2 separate regions of the Homo sapiens genome follow, and region 1 is linked to region 2. A link is a loop called in an ENCODE intact Hi-C map of the cell type or tissue named here. Cell type or tissue: ovary. All regions are shown on one strand. Links, peaks and the distances in the headings refer to the core of each region. The heading gives the core; the rest is flanking DNA. Region 1 overlaps KIF5C (kinesin family member 5C). Region 2 overlaps ORC4 (origin recognition complex subunit 4).

Evidence for each region. Hi-C counts contacts between places; a loop is a spot of excess contacts. Peaks named below come from ENCODE experiments on the same cell type or tissue, not always from the same donor. Only the 100,000 strongest peaks of a DNase experiment are listed, where the experiment ranks them.
Region 1: it touches region 2 in a loop (14-fold over the local background); 78 of 110 quality-filtered maps call a loop at or near these places.

The regions. Positions count from the first base shown.
Region 1 is chr2:148,985,161-148,993,505 of GRCh38, forward strand. KIF5C (kinesin family member 5C) reads left to right here. Exons shown (of 26, transcript NM_004522.3): 16 at 5,850-6,038. Among named protein-coding and RNA genes, the nearest start is that of LYPD6B, 49 kb to the right of the region's middle. In ovary, for the core only: a CTCF peak has its summit at 4,934 (motif pointing left); no DNase peak of the experiment used is centred there.
Region 2 is chr2:147,932,976-147,941,320 of GRCh38, forward strand. It overlaps ORC4 (origin recognition complex subunit 4), which reads right to left. Exons shown (of 14, transcript NM_181741.4): 11 at 6,165-6,273; 12 at 5,323-5,418; 13 at 5,171-5,238; 14 at 1-2,723. The coding sequence ends at 2,535. Among named protein-coding and RNA genes, the nearest start is that of ORC4, 84 kb to the right of the region's middle. In ovary, for the core only: a CTCF peak has its summit at 4,956 (motif pointing right); no DNase peak of the experiment used is centred there; H3K27ac peaks cover 1,236 bases.

The DNA of each region.
Region 1 (8,345 bases), core at 92-8,091, 1.1 Mb after region 2:
GTTGTCCAGAAACTAGGAATAGAAGGAAGAGATAGAGTTAAAAATGGTATCAGCCCAGAACAGGTAACAATTTGCTGGAATATAGAAAGGCTATTGTTGTTATTAACCAAAAAGACAGGGTAGAGACATTTTTAAAACAAAACAAAAAGCTTTATTGAGGTATAATTTACATAAAGCTGCACATATTTAAAGTATACAGTCTGAGAAATTTTGACGTATGTGTACAGTCATGAAACCATCAGCACCGTTAAGATAATGAATGTCCCCATCTCCCCCAAAAGTATGTGGGGGCAGTTTCTGGTCTCTCTATTTTGTTTCATGGATCAAATCTTCCTGCCAATACCACAATGTTTTGATCACCATAGCTTTATAATAATACAGCATCTTATACAAAGGAGTCATTGATGAATATATGTTGATTTTGTTGAGCTGGGGAATGGTATTACATTGCTTACCTTACATGTCACAATTCCCTGAAACCAAATTCTTTGAATTTAGCCATTTTATCTTTAAAAGGCTGAATTCTACATCAGTCTGCTTAGTGGGGACACTCAGGTCGTGAGCTGGGATTGTTAAATACTGGAAAATGCTCCCAAGATCAGGCTTCCTTTTGTAGACTATTTCTGGGAAATGTTGAAAGCCGTTTTTGGATGGTGTAACAGGTCCCAGCTTAGAGTACATGACCGCTCGTAAATGTAACCATTCTTTCATGGAACCTTTATTGTAACTGATTATTTCATAAATCCTTGTGAATGAATCTAATTCTAGCACAGACTTCTCAGATACTATAGAGTTAATCTTATTAAGCTTCAATTTGGTGATTTTATATTTGAAGATTTAATTTTTTGAACCATACATTGGTGTTGAGCAATAAAATTCGATGTGAGGTGATTAAATGGCCTCACAATATGAAGGTGGAGTTGATATATGGGAAGTTGATGCTTGCTGCTGATAACGATAAAGGAAGAAGGTATTTTTATGCTAAGTTCTAAAATAGAGCTGATGAAAATGCTAATGAAATCAGGAGTGTCTGGGTGCTTCAGTATTGAAAAAAGAGTCTTTACCTTTGGGAATCTGAACTATGATTGAGATTGAGATTGTTTTTAAATACTCAATTGGATATTTTTGAGATTATTTTTGGATTCCAGACATTGGATGTCCTAGTTAATTTCATTGATAGCCATCATTTCTATCATTCTGGTTTTTTTCATATAATTATGAGTTCATCATTAGGGTGATAAGAGCTAAGGGAGTAGTTGTATGACTTTGGATGAGTGACTGTACTTCTTTGGGCTTCATTTTTCTAATTTATAAAATGACAAGATAAGCTCAGACAGTATCAAAAATTGTCGGCTCAGAAATTACTTGACTTCTGCACATTTGTTTTAGATTTATCCTTATAGGTACAGGTACTTTTCTTATTGGTCATGACTATGAATTGATATAGTAATTCTTTTGATATAGGAAAATGAACAGATCAAGGGAATTTGTTTCAGTGGTTTTGTATTTTTATTCCTAAAATGCCATTTAATTTTCACAAGGTCCCTCCTGGTAGGGCTCTGGGATGGGGGAAAAATATGACTATTGGAGCCTTCCCCAGTCCACAGTTCTAGAATATGACAGCTCTGAAAAGCCAGAAAACAGAAAAACCCATATATCCCCAGCTCAATCATGTCTTGAAACATTTCCAGAGTCCAGTCATTTTGTTTCATCAACAAAACAAGATGAGTCCAGCATATAACAAGATGAGCCCAATGTTAACTTTATCGAAGTTTATGAGTGAGCCTTCTCTTCCTTTCATGTACTGGTGGCACTGAACTGTCAACAGAAGTATGATGAGGTCCATACATTTGGAAAGGAGAGCTTTATTTTTCATAATGGGTTGCAGCCTGCAGGGTGGCCACTCTTACAGGTTGGGAAGTGTAGCCTTTGGCCAGAAGCCAGAAAGAAGCACTTTGAGGATGGGAAGAATGACAGGGACTTATGTTTTTCACAGGGTGGCCAAATAAACTTATTCAACAGGTTACAGGAGGAGCTATGAAGATTCATGAAGGAGTGGCATGTGCATGTGTAGTAGGAAAACATGTATGCAACATGGGTCCCATGTTCACTTTTATTTGGAGACTTAACATTTAAATGTATTATAATTAGGCCCTGTACATCAAAGGGTGAAGCAGAGGATATGAAGGCTGTGTGCAGCCTTAGTAGCCTGGCCAGAACCAGAACCACTTCATGGTTGGTGGTCTCTCGTTGGGGAAGGAACTTTGGTTGGTGGTTGTGTTGAAATTGCAAAAGAGAGGGGCAGGGGCAGGCTGTGGTTATCAGCAGTGAAGCAGTGGAGTGAATATTTCAAAAGGGCTGGCTTCTGTTTAACCCTTGGGGAAGAAAGCCTAATGCTGATTGGCGAGGGAGGGTGTATGACCAGGCGTTTCCAACTTCCCAATCTGTCCTGGGCTGGAACTCGGTATTTAACATTTCTCTGGGGTCTCCTTGGCCACGAGGGGGTCTGTTCAGTCATTCGGGGGGTTAGGATTTTATTTGTATTTCTTGGGGCCTACCTTACCTTGCTACCTTCAAAGGAATTTAGCCAGAACCTGAATAGAAGTTGAGGTAGAGTAAATGAACTGAATTGGACTGGCTGCCTTATTTTCTTTTGGCCCACACTGACTTCTTTTTGTCCCATTCTAACTTTTATGACTTTAAATGTGAACATGCACCTTACTTACCTTGGGTGTGGCCTAGGAATGGCAGTAGTTCATCATCGTGCACAGCCACTCCATGCTTGAGAGATGGGGGTAGGGAGGTGGAGAGGTAGGGATGACTCCCTGTATAGGCAGGTAGAAGCAGCAGGCCACATCTTCCATAGATTTCATGACGGTGTGGTCTTTTCTCCTGGGTTGGTCATTGATACTGGATCCCATGGTCTAGTATGTACTACTGGGGGCATTATCAGACTCTGGGACAGTTATAAATAAAATTTCAGCAGCAAACTGATTTTTTTTTTTTTTAAATAACAGTGTCCTGAAATTACTGGAAACTTTTGAACATGAAACCACTAAATATATGAACTTTGTAGTGGTAAGAAACCTCACAGTTAAAACCCCTTTGTTAGGGGTATTGTTTTTATCCATCAGGCACAAACTCAAAATCTCCTTTTAGATCTCCAAGGACAGGAACTGGCTTCAGAAGTTATAGCTCTGGTTTGGGAGAAGAAATGTCTAGCTCTTATTTTGGAGGAAGCCCATCTTTATACATATCTATATTTTTACTCTTCCTCAATTTACATGGGATCTAGGCATAAAAGACAAAGTGTCCTACTTTGACAGACCTGGAAAAGAAGAGGAATTCATTCTCTTCCCAGGGTGCCAGAGCTTCTGGCTCAGCAGCGTTTTCCTACCAGGAGCTGGTGTAGGCTGTGAATTCCATGTGGAAGAGATGGGTTTTACTTTGTCTTTCTGCAGAGGCTGGACAAGATGTAAGATACACCTGGTCAGGCTCAGGAAGGTGTTTCTCATCCTTCTCCTACACTGGACTAAAGACAGTGGCAGAACACACTCAACTTAAAGATTGCATGCTTTTCTCACCCAGTGTCTCCATGCCATTAGAATAGAAAAGGAATATAGTGAGGAGTGGTTTTGGTAGGCAGATCTTTGGCAGTCGGAAGTAAAATGGGTTTAACAAGGACCTCCATGAAGGTAGAGTCAGAAATAGATACTTGTCAATTTTCTTGCTGTTGACATACATTCTGCAGTATTGTTGACACTGGAGTCACTTGACATGTACTATTGTTGAACTTTTTTAATTTTTAATTTTTATTTCAGTAGGTTTTTGGAGGACAGGTGGTGTTTGGTTACATGGATAAGTTCTTTAGTGGTGATTTCTGAGATTTTGGTGCACCCATCACCTAAGCAGTGTACACTGTACCCAGTGTGTGCTCTTTTATCCCTCACCCCACTTCCCACCCTTTCTTCCAAGTCCCCAAAGTCCATTGTATCATTCGTATGCCTTTGTGTCCTCATAGCTAGCTCCCACTTATGAGTGAGAATATACGATGTTTGGTTTTCCATTCTTGAGTTATTAATACTTCACTTAGAATAATAGTCTCCAATTCCACCCAGGTTGCTCCGAATGCCACTATTCCATTCCTTTTTATGGCTGGGTAGTATTCCATGATTTTACACACACACACACACACACACACACACACACCACATTTTCTTTATCTACTCATTGACTGATGGGCATTTGGGCTGGTTCCATATTTTTGCAATTGCAAATTGTGCTGCCGTAAACATGCACGTCTTTTTCATGTAATGACATCTTTTCTTTGGGTAGATACCCAGTAGTGGGATTGCTGGATTGAGTGGCATATCTACTTTTAGTTCTTTAAAGAATCTCCACACTGTTTTCCATAGTGGTTGTACTAGTTTACGTTCCCACCAGCAGTGTAAAAGCATTCCCTGTTCATCACTTCCATGCCAACATCTATTTTTTTTTATTTTTTTTATTATGGCCATTCTTGCAGAAGCAAGGTGGTTTCACATTGTGGTTTTGATTTGCATTTCACTGATAATTAATGATGTTGAGCCTTTTCTATATGTGTGTTGGCTATTTATATTGTTGTTGAATTCTTATGGTAAGGTTGATGCCAAACTACAGGCACTCAGCAGTTTCTAGTGTACTTCATATTTGCTACCAAATTTCAGGGCTGATACCTGGTTCCATTTTTTTAGCCCTCAAATGTTTACTGAACAGATAGTGATATGATGAGTGAATGACATCAATAACGACATAGGTGGGCACTCAGAGTGTACTGTGGAACATCAAAAAACCACGGTTGGAGTCATTGTCTTTCAACCAGTGGAAGCCTGTGTTTCTGCGCTGGATTCTGGACAGGGCTCTTTGTTTTCTCTTAAGGTGCTAGGCTGCACTCTGGTGGCTAAACAAAATATGCACACAGTTACTTGCTCATTTGGTCAATTGCTCTTAAAGACCATGTTTGCATTTCAGCGGATGGGTTTCTATCCCAAGTAGCTTGCTTCAACTTTTGTTTCAAGTAGAGCTTTGAAACTTAGAAACTAAATATAGATCATGCGGGAATGCTGGCTGTCAGAATCTTCTTTTCTAAGGTGGATTTAGACTGTTGTTCTCAGATGATCTTAAATAATGAGCTAGATTACTGTCTGTTTGGAAGGAACAGGTGTGAAAAGGCAAAGGAAAATAGACTGGTAGTAGTAATGAAAAGTTATGCTGAGAAACCTTCATCAAGAAGCCCTTTGGTAATTCATAGTACATTCTTATTTATTCGATTTTCTGTTTAATTGAGGACTACATAGAAACACCTTTTTATTTCAATCCTTGTTTATAGAAACATATTCAAGGCATTACACTACTTGTCTACCTGAATAAGCACACTATAGAGAACATTAATGAAGTTTTGATTTGAGTTTTTATAGGAATTCAGCATCACCTTTCGGAGCATTGGGTGTCGCTGCTGTTACAGAGATGTAAGGTGTAAGACATTGAATGGAATACCTTTTTGAAGTTATCTCCTTTTAAAAATCTTCAGTGTTTCTTCTTATGCTGTCATTTCTCTTTCTAAAAATTGATGGTAATGAAAAACCTAGTTAATTGAGGATTATATTTAGTAGGGGGTTTCAACTGAAAGTTTCACCTGAGGTGTAGGAGAACTTGGGGTTGAATGTTTAGTACTTTCCGCTTGTCCTTTAATTAGGATTCTGAACCAGAAATCCATGGACACCTTGGGGATCCAGGGGCAGGTTTCCAGGGAGTCCGTGAACCTATGGAAATTGTGGGCAACATTTGAGTGTGTCCCCTTCTTTGCTCAGTTGGCAGATGTGAATGGAGTCATTGAGGAGGAGTTTACCATGGCCCGCCTGTACATCAGCAAGATGAAGTCAGAGGTCAAGTCCCTGGTGAACCGCAGCAAACAGCTCGAGAGCGCCCAGATGGACTCCAACAGGAAGATGAATGCCAGCGAGCGGGAGCTGGCAGCCTGCCAGCTGCTCATCTCCCAGGTGGGCCCTTCCCTTCCCCATCATTGCACTCTTGTTGTCTTGAGATCTGCTCCCTCCATGCCCTTGCTGGTGCTGATGGTGCACCTTAGGCTTAGTTGAGGGACTGCTTTGTGTAAGCTTGGCCTCCCCAGGTGATGGCAGCCCAGGTCTATTCCTAGGGCTACATTTTGTTGTGTGAAATAGATGAATTCTGTTGAGTCCGTTCCCTTTTTCGAGGATATATCTATCTACCCATCCATAGATGGATGGCTAGCTAGCTAATGAATGTAAAAGATTGGGTGGAATCTCTAAAACTCCTGTAAGTAAGGCAATATTCCCTCATCTTTTAATCTCTACCATAGGTCCACTTTAATATGGAAAAACAGAAACTACTACTAATAGTAGTAGTAGCAGGTGGCATTTTATTGAGTGTTTACTATGTACCATACACTGTGCTAAGTACTTCACATGCATTTTCTCACTTAATCTGAAAAAAATCCTGGTAGGCAGGTTTTATTATTATTCCTCAGATAGGCAGCTGAGATTTAGACTAAATGTCTGTCCAAACACCTACAGCCCGTGAATGACAGAGCTAGGACTCAAAAAAATGTGTGTGAACCCAAAACCCATGTCTTCAAGGGCTTTTCAAGCCCGAGGGTACATTTCACTTGCCTATTGAGTAAGGCTGCTCTTCTTCCTATTGGAGTGGCATTTTCAGTTTAATAAGGTAGCTTCAGAAAACAGCAACCCAGTTTCTGGGCTACCACTGATATCTGAGCTTGGTATTTGGGTCTGACGTTTCCAGGAGGGGTCTAGTTGTATACTACTTGCTGCTTTATGCCAGGCATTAAAATAGGCTGTCATTTGGAGTAAACAGGAAACAGATACCAACATGGATTGGTGTGTCAAATAATACTGAGGCGGACAAAAGCACACTTTATTCTGGTATGCTTTTAACCATAATAATGTGTAATCATAGAAACATCTCCAACCTCTCTGTCTAAAATGGATCCACAAGGTTCCATTTTATAACCAGCATAATAAGCAGAAATGTATTGAAAAGATTATTCAGTGCTAATATGTGATAGTAAAATTGATATATTCATACATTGTTGATAAAAGTATAATTTGGTCAGTCCTTTTGGGAAGCACCGTGGAAATCAGAAACCATAAAAATGTAAGTATAATTTAGTCCAGTAATTTCACTGACAGTATTTTTCATTGTTAATGAAAATGAAAAAAATTTATTTCATATGGTATTCTCATTTCCTGATTAAAAATATTAAAAGCTTTTATGCAAGGTATTGAAGACAGTGTTATTTTGCATTATAATAAAATAAATTGCCCAAATATCCATTGATAGACTAATAAGATAAAGTTACATGGAATAATATTATGCAGCTCTTATAAAAAATGTAAAAACCTAGCCATTGGGAAAGTCTAATGGTATAAAGTTAAGTGAAAATGAAAATGCTGAGTTGGATTTATATTGTGCTTTGCATTCCTGCAGCTAAGACCAGGAATATCAGGGGGAAATAGTCCATAGATTGGTTTATGGTTTACACCACTTTTTCTGGATTTGCTTTAGAACTTTATTTTTTTATGATTATATAGTTGTTATTTATAAAAAATTAAAATAAAAATGATATGCATTAGGCAACAGTGTACCTCATCTGTGATTTCTAGGTCATCTATGATACCAAAAGCATGTGTTTTGGCCAGCCTGCCTCTAACATTTCGGGGCCAAGGCAAGGGTACTCATGGAGACCCCATGGCCTGCAGCCCACCCTCTTCTCTTTCAAGCTGGACATACCAGCTCCATGTCCAACTCCCTTTTGCACCCGGTGTGAACTGATGGAACTGTTAGATGCCGGCTGCCATTTGTTTAAATGGGTGAGGAAGAGGTAGTGCCAGCCCTGGCCTTCAGACCTGGAGTAGGAAGTTTCTAGGTCCCCAGTACTCTGAGGGTGGTCTATAGGGGACATAGGTTCAGATGGACATGTTCCTTTGGCCTGTGAACTCTTTGCTTAGTGGAGTAGGGTGTAGCCAGAGGAGGGCCCAGTGGGGTGCTCTGAATCGTCCAGGTCTCAGACTGACACTGACTTTGCTGTATGAGATCAGAGTCGAGAATATTATGATGTGTTGAGTTTAAAGAGTACCTGTTCTAAAGTTCTCTTTCTGCATCAGCAACAAACACAGCTTCCATTAGGTGGAGGTTTGCACTCTGCTACAATTCATGCATAGCAAAGATTCGACCATTATTTCCTGAGGTTCAAAAGTAACAGAAACCATGGCTGTTTATATTCTGATGTGATCTAAGGAATCTGA
Region 2 (8,345 bases), core at 194-8,193:
AGTTTGGACCAAACAGGTATTCATTCCCCAGAGCCTTTCACATGCACGAGAATCAGTCATTTTAACAAGAATTCCGTTTCTGCTGGGCCACTTGGATCCCTTGGATTCAGATGTAAAAACACACTGAAATATTCCTCCTTTCACCTGCTTTTCAGTTTGAGGTAATCAGATTGAAAAGCAGGAGTTCATGCATTTTTTGGTTCTATTTTTCCTCCTCTAGTAAATGAAGAAAATAAGCTATATGTATAAGTTTACATTATTCTTGAACCGCTTTTTAAACTAGGGTTTTTCATATTTGTTTTTATTGATGACAATTAAAGCAATTTAAGAGACGAAGTTAGCTCAAAACTCTTGCGAATAGATTTTAGCATTTTTGTATGAGGGAATATGGAAAGGCCAACAAGCAGCACTGTTCCTCCCCACAAAAATGCCTTGGGAATATAATAGGCGTACACTTCATTTGTGTAACTTTTCCTAATGTATTTTTTTTTAATTTGCTTTATAACGGTTTCATGTTTACCTCAATTGGTACTTAGTCTTAAAATCTTTCTTTATACTTGGTTATTGATGGATCTTCTGCAGCTCTTATGTAGCCAATGAGACAGATGAGGGCTGTCAGCTTTTAAGTGACATCTTAAGCTAATAAGAAATTGGAATCCTCAAGTCATTTCATGAGGCTGTTACCCTTTAAGACAAATAATACTTTCCTCAAATAGTTCAGAAAATTTTTAAAAGGATCACTTAGAGCATAAGTGTAAAATTCTTGCTTCTAGTATATAATAGTGATGTTACCATGTCAAGTATTTTGGTGAAATATCCCCTAAAAATGTGTAGACTACGGCACAGATTGAGTATGCAAGCCTTAGCTTGAATGAGACTGCTGAGAAGTAAATGACAGGGATCTGAATACTTAGCAGGCTTAACTTTTTGCAGGGAAGGAAAGGCTATGTATGCAAAAGAATAGGTTGTAACTACTGAAGAGCTACTTTATGCTCAGAAACCTTTTATTCCACTTTGTATCCAAGATTTCATTAAAACATTGTTCCTTAGAGCATACTTTAAAAACTATTTGGTAAGGAATCCACTGTTGAACTTCAGGTCTTAATAGCACTGGCTTTGGTGCTAAACTGAGTTGAATTCCAAGCCTGTTGGCCATTCCCAGCATTGCCACTGCTGTGTTAGTTTTCTCATCTGTAAATAACTGCCTACATCTCACAGGGCCTCTAATAGTTAAATAGATTGTAAGCTGCACAAGCATAGGGACAGTCTGTCTTTTGTAAACCTCCCATGCACACAATAGGAAATCAAATATTCTTGAACAAATGAAGTCACTAAGTGCTCATTAAATTTCATTTTAAATATATGCCTCTGTTAATTCATGGATCTTGGAACTTACTTAAAAGACAATGCTTTGACGGACATTTCCACATTCCTCATAGGGATTTACTTTTTAATACAAACAGGTTCAGTTAACATTGCCATACACATCTCATTACTTTTGGGAGTGCTTTTCCAGAAATCTCTGGTAGTCACGTCACTTCATGATGGGGCTACGTTCTGAGAAATGTGTCTTTGGGTGATTTCATCACTGTATGAACATCACAGAGTATACTTACACAGACCCTGATGATATGTATATAGCCTGTTACACACTTAGGCTATACAGATAGCCTAGCCTATTACTCTTCAGCTATAGCACTGTACAGAATGTTACTGTAATCATACTGTAGGCAACTGTAACACAATGGTAAAACATTTGTATATTTAGACATAGAAAAGGTACAGTAAAAATATGGTATAATCTTATGAGACCACCCTTTATACAATGTCATTGACCAAAATGTTACGTGGTGCCATGACTATACTTGTTAAGAAGGAAAATTCCAGTCCTTTTGACCTATGGTAGGCTCAACAATCTGTAATTTTAGAAAATCCTACAAGGGATTCTGATGTGGATGGTATGAGTACCACATTTTGAGATGTCTAGAAGAAAAATCTTCAAACTCCTTGGCCTTTTTCTTCCATGGAACCATCTTCTGACTAAGCTGGTTAGTCTTCTGAACTAGAAAACCTGGGTCTGGGATAGAATCCAAAATTTGCATGTGGACAGAAAAAAACACTGCAGCAAACCTGCTGTACCAAAGGTTACTTATTATACTTCAGTGCTTACCATTGTTTTTTTTACTCCTTTGGTTTAAGGTTTGTAAAGACATCTAGCTGTTAGGTTGAAGTGAGCTCTTCAAATAGACCATTATATATATAAGTGTTAAAAAAGCACATGGTCTAGTCCCTAAAACAGTCATATTTTATTCTTCTGAACAGCTACTTACAAAGTAATCTCAATCAGTGAAATTATAAATCATGTAACTGTTCATGATTAAAAGGCAAGACACAGCCAAGACAGTAGATGGGCAAGTCTCACATAAATACAAGAATGTTTATAGAATGTTTAGCATATCATGTTAATGGACAATAGTTTTCCGTTCTCTACAGAAGTATGAATGAAATGCCAAAGTTGAAGTCACTGGTTATATTCATAACCAGCTTAGTGAGGATGTTGCCCACTGCCTCACATCTGTAGGACAGTTGGGATATTTCTGCAGAGCATTCATAATTTGAGTATTATCCAAAAGCAGTTTCATCAGCTGGTACTCTCTCTGTGAATTTCCTGAAGTTCTTTCCATGGGCTTTATTAATTCTAATTGCTGCAAGTGTTCAAAAGCCTGAAAGATGAAAGAAATAGTTTAGGTTGAATAGGAGAGGAGAGTGACAACTCTCCTGTTCTCTCCCAGAGAACAGTTAGCATTTTGGTCAGCTGCAGAACAGAGTACTGGGAAGCAAAATGTAACAACAATCAATAGGATTAAAAAAACTCTCACAACCCCATGAAAACTCATATTATCAGGTAAAACAGTGTCAGTGCACACTTACTTGTCCATATATTGTTGAATGTAAACACGGCAAACTTTAATTCAATATATACAATATGGTTTTCTTCCTAGCCTCATTCTCTATCATAGCTCCTCCTAGTACTTTAATAAATAGTTTCCAGTTCTCTGTAAAAACCTAAGAATCAGATAAGACTTTCTGATCAATTCCCTAGGCTACTCAGATTTGCATTTATATTTTGTCTGTCTCTATTTTTGCTTTGCTATGTAAAAAGGTAACACAGCTGTAACAGAGGGAGGCAGAAAAAGACCCTTGAGTCAACTAGACATATTCAGCTGATCCTGTAAGTAAAGGATTCAGCAGGCTAGTATGGACATGGAGGAGAAGGGACAGGCTCCTGTTTCCTCTAAGAAGTCTGACTGAGACTGTCACAACCTTCTTCCATCTTCCCCATCTTAATAGGGCTCTTTCTTGTCTACTTCCTCTTATCCTTAATATTCACCTATTATATCTTTTCTAACCTTGAGTGTTGTGTTAGGTACGTTATTAGGTTATGAAAAAAAAAACCATTAAATCATGATATACTAACCATTAAATAATGATACACTGAAATAGATTCCTGAGGATTCTATTATATTCTTACAACTCACTGTAAAAAACATCACTGGAACATATTCTCTATGTATCACATAAATTCTTCTGATAGAGAAACAGCTCAGATACCTTCATATCTGAACATGAGAAAATACTGGAGGCTGCAGGTGTTAAGAGCTGAATAGAACTGTGCAGATTTAAAACATTTCTAAATAGCAAAATACTTCATAATTGAAAATTCAGAAATGAGCAGCTACAAATTATTGAGAATTTAAATGCAGGCTGGGCGCAGTGGCTCACGCCTGTAATCCCAGCACTTTGGGAGGCCGAGGTGGGCGGATCATGAGGTCAGGAGTTTGAGACCAGCCTGACCAACATGGTGAAACACTGTCTCTACTAAGAATACAAAAATTAGATGGGCATAGTGGTGCACGCCTGTAATCCCAGCTATTCAGGAGGCTGAGGCAGGAGAATCGCTTAACTTGGGAGGCAGAGGTTGCAGTGAGCCAAGATTGCGCCCGCCACTGTACTCCAGCGTAGGCGACAGGAGACTCCATCTCAAAAAAAAAAAAAAAAAAAAAATTTAAATACTTGGGTAACCTTTCCATTTTCACAGCTCTCACAAAATAAGACTATTAGGGGAAAAAAACCCTCCAGTATTGTAAAATACTTTTCCTGTTTCTTTGAAGAAATGGCAATGCTCTGTACTCATTTTTGTTGCTACAAGAAATGAAATTCTGGTTACTAGGGCCTATAAGGGATGCCAATGGACTTGGGGAATCCACTGTTTTAAAAGTTTCTTTCCTTAAAATCTTCAAGAGCTGCACTGTCCACGCTAGGCTACTGAGCACTTCAATGTGTGACTCAATTTTTTTTTAAACTTAAAAATGGATATTTAGTTCTATTAGAAAATTCTGAGCATGTTTAGAACAATTTCAAAATGTAAATTTACTTTCTCAGCTATACATTTTATGGAATCTAAACAGCAAGAATTTCCAGTAAACATTTAGGCCATTGAGATGTGCTTAAATATAATGTACACCAAATGTTAAAGACTTAATTCAAAAGAATGTAAAATACCTTACTGTTCTTCTATAATGATTATAGAATGACACATTTTTGATATGTTGCATTAAATATATAATTAAAATTAAACCTTTTTATTTTTCTTACAGGTACTAGAAAATTTAAAACTACATTACATGGCTCACATTATCTTTGTAGTGGACAATGGTAATCTACATGAAGTCCTGAAGTTGTAAAACTCATGACTCAGCCCCCAAATAACACTTTCTCTGTATGCCCTCACAGGCCAATAAGATTTTGTCTTTTAAGTTTCTTAATGGCTCTAATTTTCATTGTTTTCTCCTTTTACTGCTGAGATTATAAAAGCCAATCCTTGGGTTGGAAAGGGAAAGGTTATATCACACACTATACTGAATAGTTGTTTTCGGGATGCAAGTGCTCTGAAGAGACAGCAGAGGGCAGTATACCTCCACAAACTAAAACAACCGGTCACTTCCTCAGATTTTTCCAAAATATTTCATTTTTAGATAATTTTCTTGTTTTGAAAAAAATCTCTATAATACTTAATGTTTAAAAATGAAAGTGCAATTTTAATACATAATCAAATTGGATGTAAAAAATATACTTGTCTGTAGAAAAATGACAGCAAACTAAATCTTACCTTCATGACAACAGGTTTTTCAAAATTATAAACGGAATGTGCTTTCCTTTGAACAAACTTCTGAAACTCTGAGTAGAAAGCAATGACAACATTATACCTTCAAATAAGCAGTGGGGAAGAGTCAGAAAAAAGCTACTTAAGTCTCATCTCACCATTATAGACCATTTGAAAATTAAATGGCTCTTCCTCATAGATGTCATTTAAATGTTTCATTGCTATTATAAGACAGATTTCCAAGACTGATAGACCTACAGTAAAAGGGAAAAAAAACTATCAGTTTAATGACATATAAGACTGAAATAACTGTTCTCCAAAGAATACAATATAGTGAAAGATCTATGGTTCTGAGGGGTGAAGAAGGTCAAGATTCTTCTAGATTTCAATGTGTTTCAATTATCTATATAAATTTAAGTTACTTAACCTCCCTGAGCTTAGTTTTTTTCCTATCTGCAAAATAAGGATATTTTTAAACTTTTAGAAATGTCACAAAGATTGGCGAAATATTATCAGGCACTCACCATATGGCCCACAGTAAACAAAATAAACTTCAATTGTTATGTGACTTTAAATCACACAGGGCCTTTGCGTAGGATTTATCTAGAGACTTCCTAAACTCCTGGAAATTATATCCAAATCTGTGTATTCCTTTTTTCCCCGGAGAGGAAAAGGTTCATTACATTTGGAAAAGGAAATAACAAACCCAAAATGACTGAAACCCAGAGAATGCTCTTCAGTAGTTCTTGATACAATGATAACATCAGCAACACAGTCTTACCTGGATTTCCAATGTGGCAAAAGAGGCAGAGCGTCAAATTTTTTTTTCACTTTAAATGGGAGTGATAGTACCTTTAAAAGGACTAAGTTAAAGGCTATATGGATACGAAAGTATTTTATAAAGCATTATGCCCACGTTAATTGTAATTTTAAAAACATTCCATTATCTAAATTCAAAGTTTTAAAAACCACAATTTAAAAAATAAGGCTGGGTTCTCACCATGTACAATATTTGCTTTCGAGTCCATGCTACACAGTTGGCTTGCTTCCATTAGATCTACGGCAGTCATAAATGGGTGCGATGCTGTTACTCGATTTAAAGCAAGCATCTAGGGAAAGACAGATCAGAAAAACAATTACGTATTTACATGGGCATTTTGGAGATACTGTGCAAAACTTCTGAATTTGTATAGTTAATTCTTAAGGGAGAGTAAATATTAATGCTTAGGAAGGTATTCTCAAATTCAGTTGTATTAAAATACAGTATTTCAATTTGTGTGTCACATAACTGCAGATGTAAAGCATAAAAAAAGTTCCTGCTGCTCTCTCTAACCCATCCCAGTTGCATAACTTGTTTACTTACTGCTTGGAAGAACAATGTTTAAAGAGGAGTAGGTCAAGGAGAAGAAACTGAAAATAATTAAGAATACTTACTAATAAAAGCCCCAAACACAAGCCCAAAAGGCAGATCTACGCCTTACTTGTTAACTTTTTCACCACCCAATCATCCAGCCAGGTTAGTATTAATTTAGACAGAAGTTAGCTGTTTTATGTTCAATTGTACAAAAAAGAAAAGAAAATAGCACATTTATACTCAGGAATAACTCTCCTTGAAAGCACAGTCTCCTTCTCTTGTGCTGCTTCTCTGTTCAAAAATGAACAGAGGTCCTGGACCAGAGTTGCTACTCAAGTATTTGAAGATTTCCTTCCTTCCTTCTTTATTTGTATTTTTCATGAAAGTTAAATTTGGTCATTTAGGGTTACAAGATTTAGCAGATAAAAATGCATGACCTCTGGTTAAATTTCAATTTCAAATAAACAATAAATAGTTTCTTAGTAGTATGTGCCATGCAATATTTGGGATATAATTATCCAAGAAACTCTCCTTCACCTTAACAAGGGCGCAACTGATTAGCTGGGCAGAGAGTTTGGCAATCCTTGTCCTTCATTCTCCTACTGGTTGGGACCTAGATTGCCAGTGCTCCCTCCCTTTCTCTCTCCTTTCCTTTTTCCTTTAGTTATTAATTTTTTAATTTTTATTTTTTAACTTCATTTTTCCATAAGTTATTGTGGTATGGGTGGTATTTGGTTACATGAGTAAGTTCTTTAGTGGTGATTTGTGAGACTTTGGTGAATGCATCACTTGAGCAGTATACACTGCATCATATTTGTAGTCTTTTATCCCTCGCCCCACTGGAAAACAATGTGGAGATTCCTTAAAGAACTAAAAGTAGAACTACCATTTGATACAGCCATCCCACTACAGGGCATCTACCCAGAGGAAAAGAAGTTATTATTTGAAAAAGAAAGAAGTCATTATTTGAAAAAGATGCTTGCATGTGCATGTTTATAGCAGCAAAACTCACAATTGCAAAATCGTAGAACCAACCCAAATGCCCATCAATCAACGAGTGGATAAAGAAACTGTGGTATATATATACTATGGATATGGATAAAGAAACTGTGGTATATATATACTATGGATATATGGATATATATATATATGTGGTATATATATACTATGGATACTACACAGTCATAAAAAGGAATGAACTAACAGCATTTGCAGTGACCTGGATGAGACTGGAGACTATTATTCTAAGTGAAGTAACTCAGGAATGGAAAACCAAACATCGTATGTTCTCACTGATATGATATGTGGGAGCTAAGCTATGAGGACACAAAGGCATAAATTTTTTTTAACATATACAAAGGCAACAGAGAATAATAAATATCTATGACTACTTTACCTGCTTAAGAAATATGATTTTAGAGTTGAAGCCCATCTCCTCCGGATTGGACTCTACTCTTCCCCACATAAAACAACCAAGTATGTCTATACTATTAGGTTGGTGCAAAAGTAATTGCCATTTTGGGCACTGAAAGTAATGGTAACTTTTGCACCAACCTAATACTTCTACTACATATACATGTATTATACAACAGAGTAATTTTCAACTTTTATATAAATATATTGTATCTTCACAACTCTCTTCACTGTGAGGTTTTACCCATGTTGAGGCAGTATCAATTCTGGTTTATTCATTTTTTCATTATATTTCTTTGTATATATCCACGATTATTCATTTCCTAATTTCCTATTGACAGACATCTTTCATTTCTTTTTTTTTCCCAATTATAAACAAGACTGCAATAAACAACCTTGGACATGTCTTCCTGT